3 separate regions of the Homo sapiens genome follow, and all the other regions are linked to region 2. Evidence: chromatin loops called from intact Hi-C (ENCODE). Cell type or tissue: heart left ventricle. All regions are shown on one strand. Links, peaks and the distances in the headings refer to the core of each region. The heading gives the core; the rest is flanking DNA.

The links. A loop is a pair of places that touch in the nucleus more often than their neighbours do. Peaks named below come from ENCODE experiments on the same cell type or tissue, not always from the same donor. Only the 100,000 strongest peaks of a DNase experiment are listed, where the experiment ranks them.
Region 1: it touches region 2 in a loop (4-fold over the local background); 60 of 110 quality-filtered maps call a loop at or near these places.
Region 3: a loop joins it to region 2, with 6 times the contacts of the local background. A loop is called at or near these places in 76 of 110 quality-filtered maps.

The regions. Positions count from the first base shown.
Region 1 is chr2:147,985,950-147,994,581 of GRCh38, reverse strand. All of the region lies in intron 1 of ORC4 (origin recognition complex subunit 4), which reads left to right. It overlaps LOC105373674 (a long non-coding RNA gene), which reads right to left. Exons shown (of 5, transcript XR_007087258.1): 3 at 6,274-6,399; 4 at 4,411-4,541; 5 at 1,347-1,605. Among named protein-coding and RNA genes, the nearest start is that of ORC4, 30 kb to the left of the region's middle. In heart left ventricle, for the core only: CTCF peaks have their summits at 4,393 and 4,598 (motif pointing left); no DNase peak of the experiment used is centred there.
Region 2 is chr2:148,507,747-148,511,746 of GRCh38, reverse strand. It overlaps MBD5 (methyl-CpG binding domain protein 5), which reads right to left. Exons shown (of 14, transcript NM_001378120.1): 13 at 1,612-1,687. Among named protein-coding and RNA genes, the nearest start is that of EPC2, 140 kb to the left of the region's middle. In heart left ventricle, for the core only: a CTCF peak has its summit at 2,111 (motif pointing right); a DNase peak (open chromatin) is centred at 2,106; H3K4me3 peaks cover 846 bases; H3K27ac peaks cover 440 bases.
Region 3 is chr2:147,935,887-147,944,518 of GRCh38, reverse strand. It overlaps ORC4 (origin recognition complex subunit 4), which reads left to right. Exons shown (of 14, transcript NM_181741.4): 10 at 997-1,083; 11 at 5,271-5,379; 12 at 6,126-6,221; 13 at 6,306-6,373. Among named protein-coding and RNA genes, the nearest start is that of ORC4, 81 kb to the left of the region's middle. In heart left ventricle, for the core only: a CTCF peak has its summit at 6,594 (motif pointing left); no DNase peak of the experiment used is centred there.

The sequences.
Region 1 (8,632 bases), core at 2,623-6,622, 520 kb after region 2:
TTGAATTGCCTTTGCTTATTCGTAAAAGACCAGCTGACTATGTTTATGTGGGCCTATTTCTGGGCTCTGTTTTGTTCCCTTGATTTGTCTGTTCTTTCACCATTATCACACTGTATTGATTAGTATAGTTTTATAATGTCTTGAAGTTGGGTAGGTTTTGTCCTCCAACTTTGTTCTCCTTCGGTATCGTGTTGGTTCTCCTGGGTCTTTCTGTGTATACTTTAAAATCAGTTTGTCATATCCACAAAATAACTATCCAGAATTTTGATTGGGATTGCATTGAATTTATAGATCAAGGTTGGAAGAACTGACATTTAACAATACGAATTTTTTTCTACTCTTGAATGATCTCATTTATTTAGACTTTCTTTGATTTCTTGAATCAGAGTTTTATAGTGATCCTCATAGAGATCTTGTACATATTTTGTTAGATTTATATCTACATTTTTGGTGAATGTTTTTTGTTGTTGTTGCTAATGTATATGGTATTATTTTAATTTCTAATTTCAGTTGTTCATTACTGATACATAGGAAGGAAGTTGACAATTTGTATATTAACCTTGTATCCTGCAACCTTTCTACAGTAGTTTATTAGTTCCAGTGATTTTGTTGTTATTTTGGGATTTTCTACGTGCATAATCATAGCATACTATTGGGACAAAGAATGATGAGAAAAGGTATATAAAGAATGATAAAAATATAATAAAACAGTGTATTTGAGCCTATTTCTTCATAGTTGATCATCAATTATTGTCCCATTGATAGCCTTTTAACTTTGGGGAGTAAAAGGGATTGCAGAAAAGGATGAAGGTAGGGTACCAAAGTTCTAAGCCATATAATGCTGTCTTTTTTAAGCCCCCAACCCCCTAATTTTTAGCTCTCCTTTTCCCACCCAAAAAGCACAACTGTCTAAAAATCCTATTTCATTGTAAATGTCAACTGACATTTCCATTTATCCTTGCAAGATTACCTAAGCATGCTGATGGGGGGATGGACAACATATTCATTAGCAAAACAGAATTGGAGAATATCGTTTCGTTGACTCTAGAATTTAGTCTCCTGTGCTTTTTGCATAAGCTGAAGGGTCTCATTAGAAACAATGTATTATTCCTAAAAGTTTTTAGGGAAAATTTTAAGATTTTTCTAGGATAATTTCTAGGGTAATTTCTAGCAATTCTTAAATAATTTATCTCTAAAGCAATGTTATTTTCAGTTTTTTTTCCTTCCAAAAATAGTTTAATATTTACTAATTAACTTACTGGAGTTGTAGCATATTGTAGGGGCCAAGAAAAAACTTCCCTTTCAGCCTCTGAAGGTTCTTTGAAAATCAGCTGAAAAAAGGCAGATTAATAGGAGAAAGGGCATATGATTTTATTTGATCTTGGTGTTACGTGACATGGGAGCCTTCAGAATAAAGACCTAAAGATATAGGAGAAAACTGCCCATTGGTATGCTTAGGTTCAGCAAAGTCTGGACAGCCATATACTGAGTGGGGAAACCCAGCAAGGCCTGCCTGTCTGTATAGATTCTTCTTGGCCTCTCTGTGCAGCATTCTTTCCTTCCGGGTATGGAACAGCACCCTTTCTGGAATGGGGATCCTATGACCTACAATCAAACAGAATAGGTCAGATATGTCTTTATAGTTAGTTTTTACACAGAAAGATGAGGGCAGGGAACATTAGAGTAATATATTTAGGTTCTGTGGCTGGCTTTGGGGAAAGGGAGTTCTGGTTTCTGTGGACTACCTTGGGGACGAGGGATGGTAGTTTCAGTGGCTAGCCTCAGGAGAATGAGAGGCCAGAGACAGGAAGTTAGGAGATGGTCAGAGAGAGCTGCTTTGGAGGACTTTATTTTGGAGTATCATTTCCTTAGCCCTAGCAGTATCATACTTACATTTAAGTAAACTCAAGTCTGTAAACGTGGCAAAGGAAAAATTTATTTGAATAGTGGACAGTATTCTATTCATTATTCTTCTCAAATGAACATATACCCTGAAGTAATTGATATTGCAAGAAAGTACAGTTCTGTAATTTATGTGTAGTTTGGGGCTTTTCAAGGAAAATTTGTCTACATGTGCCTTCTCACCCACCAATTTTAGTGCCCTAGTCTTAAATCTTGTGTCCCATATAATGCAACCATCCTTCACAAAAATGATATTTTTGTCAGGGGCAGTACCTCACACTTGTAATCCCAGCTATTTAGGAGGCTGAGTCAGGAGGATTGCTTGAGGCCAGGAGTTCATGACTTCAGTGAGCTATTATCGTGCCACTGCCCTAGTTGACAGAGGGAAGCCCCATCTCTTAAACCAAAAACAAAAAAAAGTTTTCGTTGATTCAAGTGTCTGTCGCCCTTATACTATTTATCCATCCAATTAAACACATTAGCTTGGATTCACAAGCTTAAATCCTGAAGGTAGCCTACTTCCATGTGCTCAGAGAACATAGACTACTGTTGATCACTATAATATTTAAGATGTAGTTATGTCAGTGCCAGTAAGATCATATAATGCATTTCCAAAGCTTCTAAAGGATTTCTAAATACGTTGCAAATTTGTGTTAGTTCTTTTGTTAGCCTATATAATTCAGAAGTAAATGCATTTTAAGACGTATACTTTAAAGAAGTCCTCCAACTAGTATTTCTTTTTTATTCATTCATCAACACTACTGCAGAATTGATACTTTGTATCATTTACAAGGTGTATTCCATGGTTAATAATCAAAACAACTGTAGTAATGTCTTTTTTTCATTTTGTGAGACGGAGTCTTGCTCTGTCTTGCCCTGGTTGGAGTGCAGTGGTGCAATCTCCGCTTACTGCAGCCTCCGCCTCCCCGGTTCAAGCGATTCTCCTGTCTCAGCTTCCCGAGTATCTGGGATTACAGGTACGCACCACGACACCTGGCTAATTTTGTATTTTTAGTAGAGACGGGGTTTCACCATGTTGTCTAGTCTGGTCTCAAACTCCTGAACTCAGGTGATCCACCCGCCTCAGCCTCCCAAAGTGCTGGGATTACAGGTGTGAGCCACCATGCCCGGCCAACTGTAGTAATTTCTAAATGTCTTTCTTTACTGAACATATCATAGTATTAACTCTCTGATTATCCTTCTGGGGGTTGTTTATTTCATAACTATTTACCTCCCATGTTCTTGAAAACAACTTTATTGGCTTATTCATGAATATCAAGGCTCTAATAGGTACTTTATAAAGTAAGTACACTTATTAAAAGATATATATGTATGGGGTGCAGTGGCTCACGCCTGTAATCCCAGCAGCACTTTGGGAGGCTGAGGTGGGCGGATCACCAGGTCAGGAGTTCGAGACCAGCCTGGCCAATATGGTGAAACCCCATCTCTACTAAAAATACAAAAATTAGCCGAGCGTGGTGGCGCATGCCTGTAATCCCAGCTACTCAGGAGGCTGAGGCAGGAGAATCGCTTGAACCCTGGAGGTGGAGGTTGCAGTGAGCTGAGATGGTGCCACTGCACTCCAGCCAGGCGACAGAGTGAAAGTCCAGCTCAAAAAAAAAAAAAAAAGATATATATGTATATACGTTTATATTCATATGTGTGTATATATATGTATGTGTGGTTGTGTGTGTCTGTGTATATATGATTCCAGACATACTGCCATGTACTAGTGAAGATTACTGAAATTCAGAGGTTAGAGAGAACATGGCTTTTCTGGAGAATTGCAAGCCTTTTCAATTATTTAATCAGTTTAAGTACCAAGACATTATAAAATATTTTTCTTCATTTTAATATCAATGAGAAAATATCATGGCATCATATTACTTAACTAAAGGTTATCAAACCTTGGAATCATTTAATCTGAATGTGTCCTTAAGTAAATTGTGTCCTTTTAATATTCACTGGCAACAAATGAGGAGGAAAAAAAGATTTTACAAAACTGTCAGTAATTACCATGGTTTATTCACCTGTGGTCCAAAAGTTGATTTGTGTGGAATTATTCTTCAGCTCTGGAGAACTCAAGGAAACATCTCACCAGAGGCTGTGCCCCAACTTGATATAGATAGCATTTTTGAGCTGATCTCTTTAGGAAGAACTAACAGAGTTTACTTATTTTCTAACTTGGAATATATATCAGTATTGGCCCTTATTTCTCCCCACACTCAACCATTCTTTTAACTCTATTTTAATCTTTACCTCTGTACAAACAATCCAACTGGGGGAGAAAAAAGAATGAAAACTAATTCTGATGGACTGAAAAACAGCTTAAATGTATTTTTCTTGCCTCAGTTTCATCTCAAAGGACAGTAACAAAACATGGAAACCACCTTCAAATTTCTCCTAAAATACCTTTCATTTTACGTTATTTGACTGTTTAGCTAGCAAATCAAGAACATTTTATCGAACTGAAGAGAGGCAAAGTTCTGAAATTTTGTCCATACTTACCTATCTTTGAGAAATGTCAGCCGTGTGAAGTTAGGTCCTAGGTAAACAGTAATAGAATTTGTATTTTAACTTTTTTCTAATAAAGGGAGTGGGGTAGTGGTATTGTTTTCGGTGTTTTCTTCTGCCACCATCTGGAAAGAAAGCAGTATTAAACATCTTTTTAATTTACTAAGAGTTCTTTTCACAAAGTAATGCCCCCATCTGCTGGAGCTGTAAGGTTTTGCCTCAAAGTAAGGGTATTAGAGAAAATAATACATGATCATTTGTGTATTTTTGAATTATATTTTCTAGTCTCATCCACTAATTTTACCAAGGTTTTTGTAGGAGTTGTTAGCCAATTTCATCTTCTCTTGATGTGTTAGTTCTTATTCCAAACTAAGAAAAACTTGATATAAATTAGTGTTCTTGGAAAGTGGTGCATGGTTTTTGTTTCTTGTTGTTGTTGTTCCTATTGTTGTTGTTTTTGAGATGAGTCTCGCCCTATTGCCCTGGTGGGAGTGCAGTGTTGGCGATCTTGGCTCACTGCAACCTCCGCCTCCTGGGTTCAAGCAGTTCTCCTGCCTCAAGTCTCCTGAGTAGCTGGGATTACAGGCACGTGCCACCACACCTGGCTAATTTTTGTATTTTTAGTAGAGATGGAGTTTCACCATGTTGGCCAGGCTCGTCTCAAACTCCTGACCTCAAGTGATCTGCCCACCTCAGTCTCCCAAAGTGCTGGTATAACAGGTGTGAGCCACTGCGCCCAGCCGAAAAGTGGTATGTTTTTATATTTTTAACAAATGGGTATGAGAAAACAAAAAATGCTCAGAACAGTCTGAGCTCTGAGGTATGCAGGCCCAGAGAGATGTGAGTAGTATGGGACTTCAGTTATGCCCCCATACTCCACCCCAACTCCCTACCCCCTGCCACTCTGTAGCCAATGGATAGTTTGTTATTTTAATGTAGATTCTTGGTGAACAACTCAGAGCGTGCCTTTTTATTTTTCTTTTTCTCTTTAAAAATCTACTTGTTACTGCTGCTAATGAGCATATTCAGGGCAACTTGAATTTATGCTCCTTGGTTGCAACCCTCAAGCTTGGCTCAAATGAACTCTCTATGTATGTTATTAATTTTGCCTCAACTTCTTTCCTTTTAGGTCAACACATATAAAACTTACATTATTTACAGAAATATTTGTGAATAGAATAAAAAGTTATGTTTATAAATGTTTTAAGTGTATAGATATGAGAATTTTTATAGGTAACACCTAATTTTTGGCTATAAAATCAGTGTTGGAAACATTTTCAAAATGCCCTATAACACAAATTTCTTCTAAAAAGCAGTTTCTTTCCTACTTTTATTTTAAAATTCCAGATGAAGTAAATCTTTTTTTTTTTTTTGCTTTTTGTTTTTTATTTACTAAGCAGCATGCTGTTGACAGGCAGCCATTTTTCATTCCAGGAAAAAGCTGCAGTTGGAACAGCTGAGATTATTTCACTTACATTTTAAAAATAATAACATCTTTAAATTCAGCAAGTGAGGCTGGGCGTGGTGATTCAGGCCTGTAATCCCAACTGAGGCCAAGGTGGGTGGATCACTTGAGGTCAGGAGTTCGAGACCAGCCTGGCCAACATGGTGAAACCCCCATCTCTACTAAAAATGCAAAAATTAGCCAGGCATGGTGGCACATGCCTGTAATCCCAGCTCCTATCTCCTGAGGCAGGAGAATAGCTTGAACCCAGGAGGCGGAGGTTGCAGTGAGCCAAGATTGCAACCTTGCACTCCCACCAGGGCGACAGAGCGAGATTCTGTCTCAAAAAAAAAAAAAAATTCAGTAAGTCAGCTGGATTCAGTAATGTCTCCAAACTGGATTCATATACCTACATTGTGTATTAATGAGCTGACAGTAAATGAATATGTGATGGTGCCACTCGGAACCCCTTCTTGTTATTGATCTTGAACTCTTCCCTTTCCTTAGGGCGTCTGGGTTGAGTAACATGACTTGACCTGCTGATACAGAGACCAAGTAAAATTTGTCAATGTATATATTAAATATTAGTTAAGTTTAATTTAGCTCTTATTTTTTGGATAGATATTTATAGGTAAACATATTACAATACTTTCTTTTTTTTTTTTTTTTGAGACAGAGTCTCGCTCTGTTGCCCAGGCTGGAGTGCAGTGGCTCTATCTTGGCTCACTGCAAGCTCCGCCTCCCGGGTTCACACCATTCTCCTGCCTAAGCCTCCCAAGTAGCTGGGACTATAGGCGCCGGCCACCACACCTGGCTAATTTTTTGTATTTTTAGTAGAGATGGGGTTTCATCATGTTAGCCAGGATGGTCTCGATCTCCTCACCTCATGATCTGCCCGCCTCGGCCTCCCAAAGTGCTGGGATTACAGGTGGGAGCCACTGTGCCCAGCCTACAATACTTTCTTATTCCAGAGGGTTATTTTGCACCAGCCACCTTACTGACCATTTATATGAAAGATAGGAAAAATTGTTTGTTGTTACCTCTTTGACCTGTGCTTGGACAACTTTGAAACTAAATAAATCGGACATGTTCACACCTGTTTTCTCCTTAAATGCTTTTTTTTGGGTACACAGTGTTACAGCTCCTGGCGTCGTAATTACTAGTAAGATGCTCATAATACTAGAGTACTTTTGATTATCCAGCTGAGGTACATGGTTCTTTTTCTTAAACAATTTGATCCACTAATTCTTATTTTTGTTTTTTACCTTATGGTAGCTGTAGAAAAAATAATTTAAAATATGTTACTTTTTGTGTGTGTGTGTGTGTGTGTATATATATACACACACACACACACATATATATATCTATATATGGAAAGTTCTTGTTCTTTTAAATGACAAATATTATGAAATAGAGCCCATTTTGGTTGAAAAAGTATGTGTGTGTGTAGGCAGGCCACATTTTTAACCTAATAAAAATTATAGGAATTGCTGGACTTTAGATATTTATTAAACCCAAGAGATTTTTTTTTTTTTAAAGATCTCAATCTTAGGTTAAAAAAAGTTTCAAGCTGCTCAAGGTGTTGACCCAGCTACTTAGGAGGCTGAGACGGAAGGATCTCTTGAGCCCAGGAATTCAAATCCAGCTTGTGCAATACAGTGAGACCCTGGGTCTAAAAAAAAAATAGTTTTAAGTTCCTTTTTTACACTTCATGTTTTAAGTTTAGACATTTTCTTTCTACTCTGAAGAATGAAATTAGCAACCGTATGCATTCATGCCACTTTTTTTTCATTTTTTTGTTGAATGATTATTTTCACTGTGTAACGACTTATGTTTCCACCTGCTACTATAATTATTTACCTTTTTTTGGTTTTAGTTTTTTATTTTAGTGGATTCAAAGGTCACTAGTGTGTGTGTGTGTGTGTGTGTGTATGTGTGTGTGTGTCTGTATAAAATTGTGTTTTTAATTATGCTTTAGTTGGCTGGATTTTGTCATTGAGTTCCCCATATCCTCCTGCAACACACACACTCCACACAAGGCTTTATTGGCTCTGTGTACTAAATAAGTTCATTCTTATTTGATAAGGCTATACCTGTTACCTTTATATGTGAGTGACATCTTTGCTAGGTATGAGTCTTGGTCTCTCTCTCAGAACTTTGTAGATATTATGACACCATATTTTAGCATTTTTTTCTCCCTTGTAGGTGTTTTTCAGGCTGAGTCCCAGTGAATTCTTTTTTTTAGGCTTGAAATTTAATAATTGAATTACAGTTTTTATCAGTTTTCTTCTTTTCATATTTGATACATTGATGAGAGTTTAGGAGATTTTATTGATGCAAGTATAGCTTTTAAGAGTGAGGTTAAAGTTAGGAACTATGGAGAACTCCTGTAGAATTTTCTAGGCTTGTTTATTATTAACTTGTCTCTTTGTTTAGTTACTGCTAAAGTATTTCTGTTTAACAGTTTTTTGTTTTGTTTTATTAGAGGAGAAAGATTCTCTGATTCCATTTTTTACCATTTTATCTGCACAATTCCTAATTAAAATTCCAGAGTTTCTGTACGAAACATGTATTCCTTTTTAGCGATGGGAAGAAAGTTTATGATCTTAAAAATAAAGATGTGTACAGAAAAAAATACAAATTGTACACATAGACATTCAAAGAGAAGTGAATTGTTGGTATTGAACATCTGTTATAATAACCGTGTTCTTTCAGAATGTATTCCTCTGCTATGTTTTGTCTCCTAAAGAAAAGCCCAGTGATGATTTTGAT
Region 2 (4,000 bases), core at 1-4,000:
ACTATTCTGTAGTAAAGAGCCAAAACTTTTTATAACTGAGGAAAGAAACTTTTTATAACTGAGACTGCAAACTAGTAATCTGTGGACCAAATGTGGCTGAAATGGTATTTTGTTTAGCCATATGGCACTTTAATATTTTTTAAAACAGTTGTCAACCCATAAAAATGAGAAAATTTACTTCTAGACTTCTAGTTTTATATGAAAAATGGAAAGATCTTGCAACATGAACACAATTTCCCAGATGTCTAAGATCTGCTGGAGCATGGAAGGAATGCCTTCTGGAGAGAGCACATGACTCCCAGGTTGCCCTGATCCTTATTACTCTCAACTACCTGATTTCCACCAGGACCAAATGTCCCGAGGCAGAGCCTAGAGAGATGATGGCCAAACTCATTTTCTCTTTTTCCTGGGCAGGCACATTCTATGTTCTATTTCCTATTCTACTTGAGTTAAGAAGGCCATATGATTAGGTCAGGTCAGTGGAAAGTCAACAGAATGAGCTTCCAGGTCTGGCTCATAAAACCTATGCTGGCAGTATTCTTAGCACGCTCTTTTCTTTTACCTTCAAGGCAAAATGCAAAGGATATAATGGAGCACTCTGAGGTCCTAAGAGAGGTGGTCACTAGATACAGAAAGAATCTGTGCCCTGGTGTGGAGCAACCCTTCCTCAACCAGCACCAGACTCAAGTGGGTAATGGCTTATACTGTGCTGAGCCTCTAGATTGGTAGCCTACCCTAACCCATGGATCTTCACTGGCATTTCTCATCCATTCCAACTGCTGTCATACCTGGCCCACTTTACTTACTGATATAATTTGCCTGGCCCTAGAAAACATTTGAGTTTATAATCCCCAATCTAGATCTTTCCTATAATTTTATCAGGAAATTTAATGTCTCAGGGCTTCAATTCACCCATCTGCGAAATGATGGTTTGGTTGGATTACAAAATCTCTAAAACCTATACTAATCCCATCATTCAATTGTCATTGGATGGTTTGTTGGGATTCAGATAACCTTGTAACATAAGGTCAAATAAAAGAAATTATTTTTCATGCTAAATAGCCTTAGACAATTCACATTTTTAACAGATTACCAAAATTATATTTTAAGTATTTACATCAGTCAATATGTGAACTGGAGCATAACGATTAAACTTCTCACACTCAATGCTATTATATGCACAGTTCAATAAAAATGGGATATGAGAGGTCTATATACTCTTGATCTTGACCCCACTGTCTTTTTGGTTCAATGGACAGAACAAAGTTTGCATTACTACATATATAAGCAACAGTAATGGCCATGGCCATTCACAGAGTCAAGTGCAGAAAGCTGTGGTTTGAACTTCAATATTTTGCTGCTCATATTTTAAACGAACGTTATGTGGCAAAACAAAATTACTTATCTCAGGAAGAAAGACATAGTTAATGTGGTAGGTTTCTTTTTCTTAAATGACTTTGAATCTTTTCTAATATTTGTCTTTTTTTTCTAGGCTAGTAATTTAGTATTGCTATGTGAGTTGTTTGACAATACTCAAGAGACTTTACCAAAAAGTGTAACACAATTTATTTTCAAAGAAACGTAGTATAATGGAAAAATAAATTAACTTACAGTCCCAGACATTTTGTCCAGTTCACTCATGGCCTCATGAATAGCAGCTTCTAAATGGTTATTTAGCTTTCCACTTCTGGAATTAATGAAAACAACACACCAGATTAAAAAATTAAAGAAACAAAACTCAATTTAATTTCCTAATCAGAAAACAAAAGTACCAATTCCACGAGAGAAAGCCAATTTATACTCGCGTTTGGAAAATTCAGATGACAAAACATCACTCTGGGATTCTTATCACTGAATACTAATGATTAAAGTCACAGAACTACTAAAAAAAGTTGAACAGATTGTGGGGCGGGGAGATGGACTTTTTCCTCTTCCACATGCTTCTTCCACAATCTGGTGATTTGGGAAGAAAGTTGGGCCACGGGTTCCCTCTCCCAGAGACGCCCCTCATGCTCCCTGGCTCCAGCCGGCCCTGTGTTGCTTCTTGTTTCTTTCTCAGTCAGCCTGACTGTGTGATCAGAGGAAGGGCGGAGGGGCTGAACTGCAGGCTCTGGCCACTAGGGAGCTCCCTCTGTCCTCTCTGGAGCGTCCTGGCTCTGGAGTTGAGCAAGTGAAGGCTGAAATGCCGGTGCGTGTTCCGGGGTGGGAAACAGCTTAACTCTGACGCACCTGAGGCTCCGGAGCCTGCCCCCCAGGGCCAAAAGCCAAAATGAGGTAACTATTTGAACAGATAAAGAATGACGGCCTCAGGGTGCCTATCACTTCTCTGACCTTTTCTCTCCACTTAGCATTCCATTACACATGTTTGGCCCGAATAACACACACGGTGCATCTGCCATTTTTGAAGCTTAGATCTATGAAGCTGTTGAACTAAAATCAGGTAAATCCATGCTACCCACCTCTGTGGTTATGTACACTTTGCCCATCCTGACTGTTAACTTGTTTTTCCTCCTTTATGCAATAAATAATTACTCATTTTTTCCAAGTGCTAAGGTGATTCTTTTCATTTACCCTGTCATGACAATTACTAGAAAAGCTGCTGGAGGTAACGTTTTCATAACAGGTGGTTAGCATGGGTTTCCATGAGTTAAGTCCTATCTTAGCATCTACCATGGAGACTGGAAATTTGCAGTCGTGGGAGAGTTTGGCTTACTGTTGTATTTAGTTTGGTTAGCATAGTGTTTTGAAACATTTTTGAACTTTAGTTCAGTTTACCATAGCTTTCCCTAGGTTTTTTCCTCACACACCAGGACTGGACAATGCATACATTGAGTTTCTGTCTACACTTTGAGAACTCCGAGTTTTCCACCCCTGAGTTCTATAGTGCTAGACATACCATAGATGCTCTATGTATTTGCTAAATAAAAATATTTGTCAAAGGTGGCCCAGATGGTCCTATGTTTCAAAAAATATATACGTACTTAGGTCAGTTTAACTGAAGGGAAAAATTAGTGTATTGGTTTTAACCAAATTATAAGGGGAATATGGCATCAACCCCTACCTTTTGCTGCCCTGTAAGCTAGTCTTTAGCTTTTATATTTTTGTCATTTATTTTTAGAAATTTTAAAATGCAGAGGAGTACATAGGATAAAATAAACCTAATATATTCCCCCGCTGGAAGGAAATGTTAATAAATTCCTTTAAGTCTTTTATATTAAAAAAATAAAGCTGGAGTTCCCTGTTACCTATCCTGGTCCCATTTTCCCTCACCTTCCCCCCTCAACTTTTAGTCTGCTTTTATACTTTAATCTAGTATTGTTTTATGTGTGTTTTTTTTTAAACACACACACAAAAGGTGTCATGATATACATACTTCTCTTTTTTCTCCTTATAACTGTTTTAAATACCATCTAGTTTGTATAATCTATTCATTCCTTCTAACTGGTATATAAGAAGTTTTTTTATTATGTATGTACTGTCTTCCTTTTACCTACCCATTCCAGTTTCAAGGGGCCCTGGTCATCTCATGGAGTCAGTCTCAGTTGTTTTCCTAATGAGGTGTCTGCCAAGCAAGCTCCTGGGAGCACTCTGCAAGGCCACCTAGGGTTTGCTGAGGCTGGGCTGGGGCCCCTTTTGCAGGCTGCTTGGCAAGGGTTCTGACAGTATTATCATTGCCACGTTGCCTGACAATATCGCACTGTGTGTAATGTGTTAAATAAATTTATCCTCACTATTTCTTTTGTATGAACATAAGTTTGACGTATTAACAAGTTTTATAAGACATTTATTTATTATAAATTTTGATTAAAATATCTTAGGAGTTTAAAATTGACTATATAAAGTTCCAAATATTTAAAATGAAGTTACAATGTTTTAATGAAAAACCTCCAGAGAACCTTGGTTCTCTCACATTTAATCTTAGTAAAAGAAATACCTGTTATTTATTAAAAAATGTCTATGTGCCAAGAATTTTTTTTTTTTTTTTTTGAGACGGAGTCTT
Region 3 (8,632 bases), core at 4,401-8,400, 570 kb after region 2:
ACTTTCTCAAAGGGCTGTGGTGATCTTTGAATTTCTAAAGCCATTAGCCTCTTCTCAAATATATCTTTTTACAAAGTAGTTTATATTGTTGAACCTCACTTCTCTCTTAAAACTTTGTTCCCTTGTTTTCTAGATCTCTACTCTGTCTTAGATTCTCTTCCAGTCTTTGGTATCTTTCTTAATTTCTTAGTTTTTCTCTTTTCCCACCTACTACTTAAATATTAATAATCCAAGATTCATTTTTTGACCACATTTCACTTTTCACAGGCCATTTTGTTTCCCATAGATCATGTTTGATTTTTATCTTCTACCTTTCAAACCCTTCCTTCTCTTCTGCTACCAGTTAATTCTCTACCAGATGTACTCCTATAAACGTCTTAATTCTTTTTTCTTCATAACACTCAGATAATTCCGACCCACTTTACCTCTTGTCTGGACAGCTACCTCCAGTTAGGTTTTTCTGCCTTTTCTTTTTGTACATTCACTTTGCCAGTAATTGAAACTCCAGTACGTGACTACTCATTTTCTGCCAATGTGATAATTTTCCTGCTACTCATGCTGTTCCCTGTAACTGGAATGTTCTTCCTTCTTTTTTAAATCTCTTGTCTCATCCAGTTTAAGCATTCTTTGTAATACTTTACCTTGTATCCCTAGGTACAGTAACTCATGCACTTCTGTTTTTGTGCTGCATTTTGTTCATTTCACTAGTATGACTGTGTAGTAGTTTCCCTTATTCAAGTACGAATTTGGGGTTAGCCAGGATTGTTTTATCATTGTGTTTATTGAATTAACGTAAAGAACAGGATAAGAAAATCAGTAGACTGGAAACTTTATTTTGGTTTTAGTGTTCTACAAATAAGACCAACATCTATTTAATAATGAATTAATATTAGATAGAGTTACTAAGGTACACCAACCAGTAAGGCACAGGATTATATTTAGGTTTTAAACTACATCTTTCCTCAATTTTGGCTTTTTTTTTTTTTTTCCTTTTAGTATCTCTCAGAAGATAGAAGTGTGCAAGAAGTACTACAGAAGCATTTCAATATCAGCAAAAACCTGCGGTCATTACACATGCTATTGGTTTGTATTAGTTTTGTTTTATTGCTTGTTGCTTTGTTTTTGTTTTTAATAGTGACGGGGTCTCACTTTGTTGCTCAGACTGGTTGCGAACTCCTGGCCTTAAGCCATCCTCCCACCTCTGCCTCCCTAAGTGCTGACATTACAAGCATCAACCACTGTGCCCAGCCTACTTTTATCATTTTCTATCTTTCATTAGATAATTAAGTTTTTATGGGAATTGATTAAACCTGTAGGTAAATTTTGGGAGAATCGACATGCATTGGAACACTACATCGAGTGTTCCAATCTCTGAATAGGGTTCATATCTCCTTTTATTTGATTTCTTGTTTGATTACTTTCATCAGCATTTTATAGCTCTTACTACACAGATGATGTACTTATTTAATGTGTATACCAATATTTAATTTGTTAGAACAATTGTAAATGGGTTTTGAAATTTTGGTTTCCCACATATTCATTACATTTCCCACATATTCATTACATATAGAATATGTGATTGATTATATATATACACATTAATATATAGAAATGTGATTGACTTATAGTCTATGCTGAACTCACTTATTCTAAGAGGTTTTTTAATAGATTCCTTGGGACTTTTGATGTAGACCATTACATTTTTCACAAATAGTGACGGTTTTTTTTTTCTTTCCAATCTGTATGCCTTTTATTTCTTTTCTTGCTTTTTTGCAATGGCTAGAATTTCCAGTGTTATGTTGAATTAGAGCAGTGAGAGTGGACATCCTTTCTTGTTCCCAGTCTTAGGAAGAAAGGATTCAAACTTTTACCATTAAGTATAATGTTAGCTGTAGGTTTTTTATACATGTTCATTATCAGGTTGAGGTAATCCTCATCTGTTTGTAACTTGCTGAGAGTTTCTTATAAATGGGTGTTGGATTTTGTCAAATGCTTATTCTCGATCGTTTCGCATGACCATGTTTCTCTTTAACCTGTTGATATATTTGATTATGTTATTTTTTGAGTGTTGAACCAGCCTTATATACCTGGAATAAATCCTACCTGGTTATGATGTTTTGCCAAGTAATTATATCTTAAGCTTACATAATACCAATATCAAACAAGAAGTACTTAATTGTTCTGAAAATTAACTTTCTTCACTAAGAGTATTTGGTTTTAGTCTAATATTTCTAGAAAATTATGGCAAATACCTTTGAAAGACAAGATAGTTTTGGTTTCATAGAAAGGTCATTTTTAATAATAATAGAATAATAATGACAGTAGCTACCATTTATGGACTGGCATATGAGCCAAGTACTGTTGATGCTAGTAGTACCTATATTATGTCTGGCCATTGGAATAATCTTATTTTTTATTCTTACCCCTAAAGAAATTGAGGCTCCTTAAAGCTAAGTAACTTGCCGAAGGTCACACTACTAGTAGATAACAAAGCCAGGACTTAATCCAAAGCTCTCTGGCTTCAAGTTTGTGTCCTACTTGGCTGTATGGTTCACCCATGTTTATATACAAGTTTTCTTTCCTCATTGCTGCTTCTGCTGAGGAATTTAAGTCTTTTTATCCCTATTTACTTTTCTTCTATTGTCAAAAGCATACTGCCATTTTCAGCATATCATGAAGGAATTTGGGGACTAGTAATTTTTAGAGGAGGGGTGTGTGTGTGTATGTGTGTATGTATATATATATACACACACATCTCCATCTGGGAAAATATCTCTGCCTCAGTATTGTCAATATTAACGGCCATTGTTCTGCCATTTTTCTATTACATTTTTAATTCATGGTAATGAATTAAATAATGGCTTGTTTTTTGTCATATGGGATTCTACTTTGAGGGCTGCTTACTCATATTCTTAGCTCATCCCATTATTTGTTGTCATTGTCTTACTGTGGAAGCTCATTATAGATTACAGATTTTCAGCCTCTCCAGTAACCAGAGAAATACTACAATTAAACTTTTTTTTTCTTGCCAATCTAGTGGGTGTTAAAGATTATGCTTGATGGTATCATGACTGTGACTATTAATATTTATTGCTGCTGCCAATGTAAATATGTGTAAGTGCTTTGGAGAGCAATTTATTTAGCAAATTAGGTAACTAGAGAAACATACTAATTAGAGAAAGTCTAGTTACCTAATGCACAGGAAGACATGTCCAAGGTTGTTTATTGCAGTCTTGTTTATAATTGGGAAAAAAAAAGAAATGAAAGATGTCTGTCAATAGGAAATTAGGAAATGAATAATCGTGGATATATACAAAGAAATATAATGAAAAAATGAATAAACCAGAATTGATACTGCCTCAACATGGGTAAAACCTCACAGTGAAGAGAGTTGTGAAGATACAATATATTTATATAAAAGTTGAAAATTACTCTGTTGTATAATACATGTATATGTAGTAGAAGTATTAGGTTGGTGCAAAAGTTACCATTACTTTCAGTGCCCAAAATGGCAATTACTTTTGCACCAACCTAATAGTATAGACATACTTGGTTGTTTTATGTGGGGAAGAGTAGAGTCCAATCCGGAGGAGATGGGCTTCAACTCTAAAATCATATTTCTTAAGCAGGTAAAGTAGTCATAGATATTTATTATTCTCTGTTGCCTTTGTATATGTTAAAAAAAATTTATGCCTTTGTGTCCTCATAGCTTAGCTCCCACATATCATATCAGTGAGAACATACGATGTTTGGTTTTCCATTCCTGAGTTACTTCACTTAGAATAATAGTCTCCAGTCTCATCCAGGTCACTGCAAATGCTGTTAGTTCATTCCTTTTTATGACTGTGTAGTATCCATAGTATATATATACCACATATATATATATATCCATATATCCATAGTATATATATACCACAGTTTCTTTATCCATATCCATAGTATATATATACCACAGTTTCTTTATCCACTCGTTGATTGATGGGCATTTGGGTTGGTTCTACGATTTTGCAATTGTGAGTTTTGCTGCTATAAACATGCACATGCAAGCATCTTTTTCAAATAATGACTTCTTTCTTTTTCAAATAATAACTTCTTTTCCTCTGGGTAGATGCCCTGTAGTGGGATGGCTGTATCAAATGGTAGTTCTACTTTTAGTTCTTTAAGGAATCTCCACATTGTTTTCCAGTGGGGCGAGGGATAAAAGACTACAAATATGATGCAGTGTATACTGCTCAAGTGATGCATTCACCAAAGTCTCACAAATCACCACTAAAGAACTTACTCATGTAACCAAATACCACCCATACCACAATAACTTATGGAAAAATGAAGTTAAAAAATAAAAATTAAAAAATTAATAACTAAAGGAAAAAGGAAAGGAGAGAGAAAGGGAGGGAGCACTGGCAATCTAGGTCCCAACCAGTAGGAGAATGAAGGACAAGGATTGCCAAACTCTCTGCCCAGCTAATCAGTTGCGCCCTTGTTAAGGTGAAGGAGAGTTTCTTGGATAATTATATCCCAAATATTGCATGGCACATACTACTAAGAAACTATTTATTGTTTATTTGAAATTGAAATTTAACCAGAGGTCATGCATTTTTATCTGCTAAATCTTGTAACCCTAAATGACCAAATTTAACTTTCATGAAAAATACAAATAAAGAAGGAAGGAAGGAAATCTTCAAATACTTGAGTAGCAACTCTGGTCCAGGACCTCTGTTCATTTTTGAACAGAGAAGCAGCACAAGAGAAGGAGACTGTGCTTTCAAGGAGAGTTATTCCTGAGTATAAATGTGCTATTTTCTTTTCTTTTTTGTACAATTGAACATAAAACAGCTAACTTCTGTCTAAATTAATACTAACCTGGCTGGATGATTGGGTGGTGAAAAAGTTAACAAGTAAGGCGTAGATCTGCCTTTTGGGCTTGTGTTTGGGGCTTTTATTAGTAAGTATTCTTAATTATTTTCAGTTTCTTCTCCTTGACCTACTCCTCTTTAAACATTGTTCTTCCAAGCAGTAAGTAAACAAGTTATGCAACTGGGATGGGTTAGAGAGAGCAGCAGGAACTTTTTTTATGCTTTACATCTGCAGTTATGTGACACACAAATTGAAATACTGTATTTTAATACAACTGAATTTGAGAATACCTTCCTAAGCATTAATATTTACTCTCCCTTAAGAATTAACTATACAAATTCAGAAGTTTTGCACAGTATCTCCAAAATGCCCATGTAAATACGTAATTGTTTTTCTGATCTGTCTTTCCCTAGATGCTTGCTTTAAATCGAGTAACAGCATCGCACCCATTTATGACTGCCGTAGATCTAATGGAAGCAAGCCAACTGTGTAGCATGGACTCGAAAGCAAATATTGTACATGGTGAGAACCCAGCCTTATTTTTTAAATTGTGGTTTTTAAAACTTTGAATTTAGATAATGGAATGTTTTTAAAATTACAATTAACGTGGGCATAATGCTTTATAAAATACTTTCGTATCCATATAGCCTTTAACTTAGTCCTTTTAAAGGTACTATCACTCCCATTTAAAGTGAAAAAAAAATTTGACGCTCTGCCTCTTTTGCCACATTGGAAATCCAGGTAAGACTGTGTTGCTGATGTTATCATTGTATCAAGAACTACTGAAGAGCATTCTCTGGGTTTCAGTCATTTTGGGTTTGTTATTTCCTTTTCCAAATGTAATGAACCTTTTCCTCTCCGGGGAAAAAAGGAATACACAGATTTGGATATAATTTCCAGGAGTTTAGGAAGTCTCTAGATAAATCCTACGCAAAGGCCCTGTGTGATTTAAAGTCACATAACAATTGAAGTTTATTTTGTTTACTGTGGGCCATATGGTGAGTGCCTGATAATATTTCGCCAATCTTTGTGACATTTCTAAAAGTTTAAAAATATCCTTATTTTGCAGATAGGAAAAAAACTAAGCTCAGGGAGGTTAAGTAACTTAAATTTATATAGATAATTGAAACACATTGAAATCTAGAAGAATCTTGACCTTCTTCACCCCTCAGAACCATAGATCTTTCACTATATTGTATTCTTTGGAGAACAGTTATTTCAGTCTTATATGTCATTAAACTGATAGTTTTTTTTCCCTTTTACTGTAGGTCTATCAGTCTTGGAAATCTGTCTTATAATAGCAATGAAACATTTAAATGACATCTATGAGGAAGAGCCATTTAATTTTCAAATGGTCTATAATGGTGAGATGAGACTTAAGTAGCTTTTTTCTGACTCTTCCCCACTGCTTATTTGAAGGTATAATGTTGTCATTGCTTTCTACTCAGAGTTTCAGAAGTTTGTTCAAAGGAAAGCACATTCCGTTTATAATTTTGAAAAACCTGTTGTCATGAAGGTAAGATTTAGTTTGCTGTCATTTTTCTACAGACAAGTATATTTTTTACATCCAATTTGATTATGTATTAAAATTGCACTTTCATTTTTAAACATTAAGTATTATAGAGATTTTTTTCAAAACAAGAAAATTATCTAAAAATGAAATATTTTGGAAAAATCTGAGGAAGTGACCGGTTGTTTTAGTTTGTGGAGGTATACTGCCCTCTGCTGTCTCTTCAGAGCACTTGCATCCCGAAAACAACTATTCAGTATAGTGTGTGATATAACCTTTCCCTTTCCAACCCAAGGATTGGCTTTTATAATCTCAGCAGTAAAAGGAGAAAACAATGAAAATTAGAGCCATTAAGAAACTTAAAAGACAAAATCTTATTGGCCTGTGAGGGCATACAGAGAAAGTGTTATTTGGGGGCTGAGTCATGAGTTTTACAACTTCAGGACTTCATGTAGATTACCATTGTCCACTACAAAGATAATGTGAGCCATGTAATGTAGTTTTAAATTTTCTAGTACCTGTAAGAAAAATAAAAAGGTTTAATTTTAATTATATATTTAATGCAACATATCAAAAATGTGTCATTCTATAATCATTATAGAAGAACAGTAAGGTATTTTACATTCTTTTGAATTAAGTCTTTAACATTTGGTGTACATTATATTTAAGCACATCTCAATGGCCTAAATGTTTACTGGAAATTCTTGCTGTTTAGATTCCATAAAATGTATAGCTGAGAAAGTAAATTTACATTTTGAAATTGTTCTAAACATGCTCAGAATTTTCTAATAGAACTAAATATCCATTTTTAAGTTTAAAAAAAAATTGAGTCACACATTGAAGTGCTCAGTAGCCTAGCGTGGACAGTGCAGCTCTTGAAGATTTTAAGGAAAGAAACTTTTAAAACAGTGGATTCCCCAAGTCCATTGGCATCCCTTATAGGCCCTAGTAACCAGAATTTCATTTCTTGTAGCAACAAAAATGAGTACAGAGCATTGCCATTTCTTCAAAGAAACAGGAAAAGTATTTTACAATACTGGAGGGTTTTTTTCCCCTAATAGTCTTATTTTGTGAGAGCTGTGAAAATGGAAAGGTTACCCAAGTATTTAAATTTTTTTTTTTTTTTTTTTTTTGAGATGGAGTCTCCTGTCGCCTACGCTGGAGTACAGTGGCGGGCGCAATCTTGGCTCACTGCAACCTCTGCCTCCCAAGTTAAGCGATTCTCCTGCCTCAGCCTCCTGAATAGCTGGGATTACAGGCGTGCACCACTATGCCCATCTAATTTTTGTATTCTTAGTAGAGACAGTGTTTCACCATGTTGGTCAGGCTGGTCTCAAACTCCTGACCTCATGATCCGCCCACCTCGGCCTCCCAAAGTGCTGGGATTACAGGCGTGAGCCACTGCGCCCAGCCTGCATTTAAATTCTCAATAATTTGTAGCTGCTCATTTCTGAATTTTCAATTATGAAGTATTTTGCTATTTAGAAATGTTTTAAATCTGCACAGTTCTATTCAGCTCTTAACACCTGCAGCCTCCAGTATTTTCTCATGTTCAGATATGAAGGTATCTGAGCTGTTTCTCTATCAGAAGAATTTATGTGATACATAGAGAATATGTTCCAGTGATGTTTTTTACAGTGAGTTGTAAGAATATAATAGAATCCTCAGGAATCTATTTCAGTGTATCATTATTTAATGGTTAGTATATCATGATTTAATGGTTTTTTTTTTCATAACCTAATAACGTACCTAACACAACACTCAAGGTTAGAAAAGATATAATAGGTGAATATTAAGGATAAGAGGAAGTAGACAAGAAAGAGCCCTATTAAGATGGGGAAGATGGAAGAAGGTTGTGACAGTCTCAGTCAGACTTCTTAGAGGAAACAGGAGCCTGTCCCTTCTCCTCCATGTCCATACTAGCCTGCTGAATCCTTTACTTACAGGATCAGCTGAATATGTCTAGTTGACTCAAGGGTCTTTTTCTGCCTCCCTCTGTTACAGCTGTGTTACCTTTTTACATAGCAAAGCAAAAATAGAGACAGACAAAATATAAATGCAAATCTGAGTAGCCTAGGGAATTGATCAGAAAGTCTTATCTGATTCTTAGGTTTTTACAGAGAACTGGAAACTATTTATTAAAGTACTAGGAGGAGCTATGATAGAGAATGAGGCTAGGAAGAAAACCATATTGTATATATTGAATTAAAGTTTGCCGTGTTTACATTCAACAATATATGGACAAGTAAGTGTGCACTGACACTG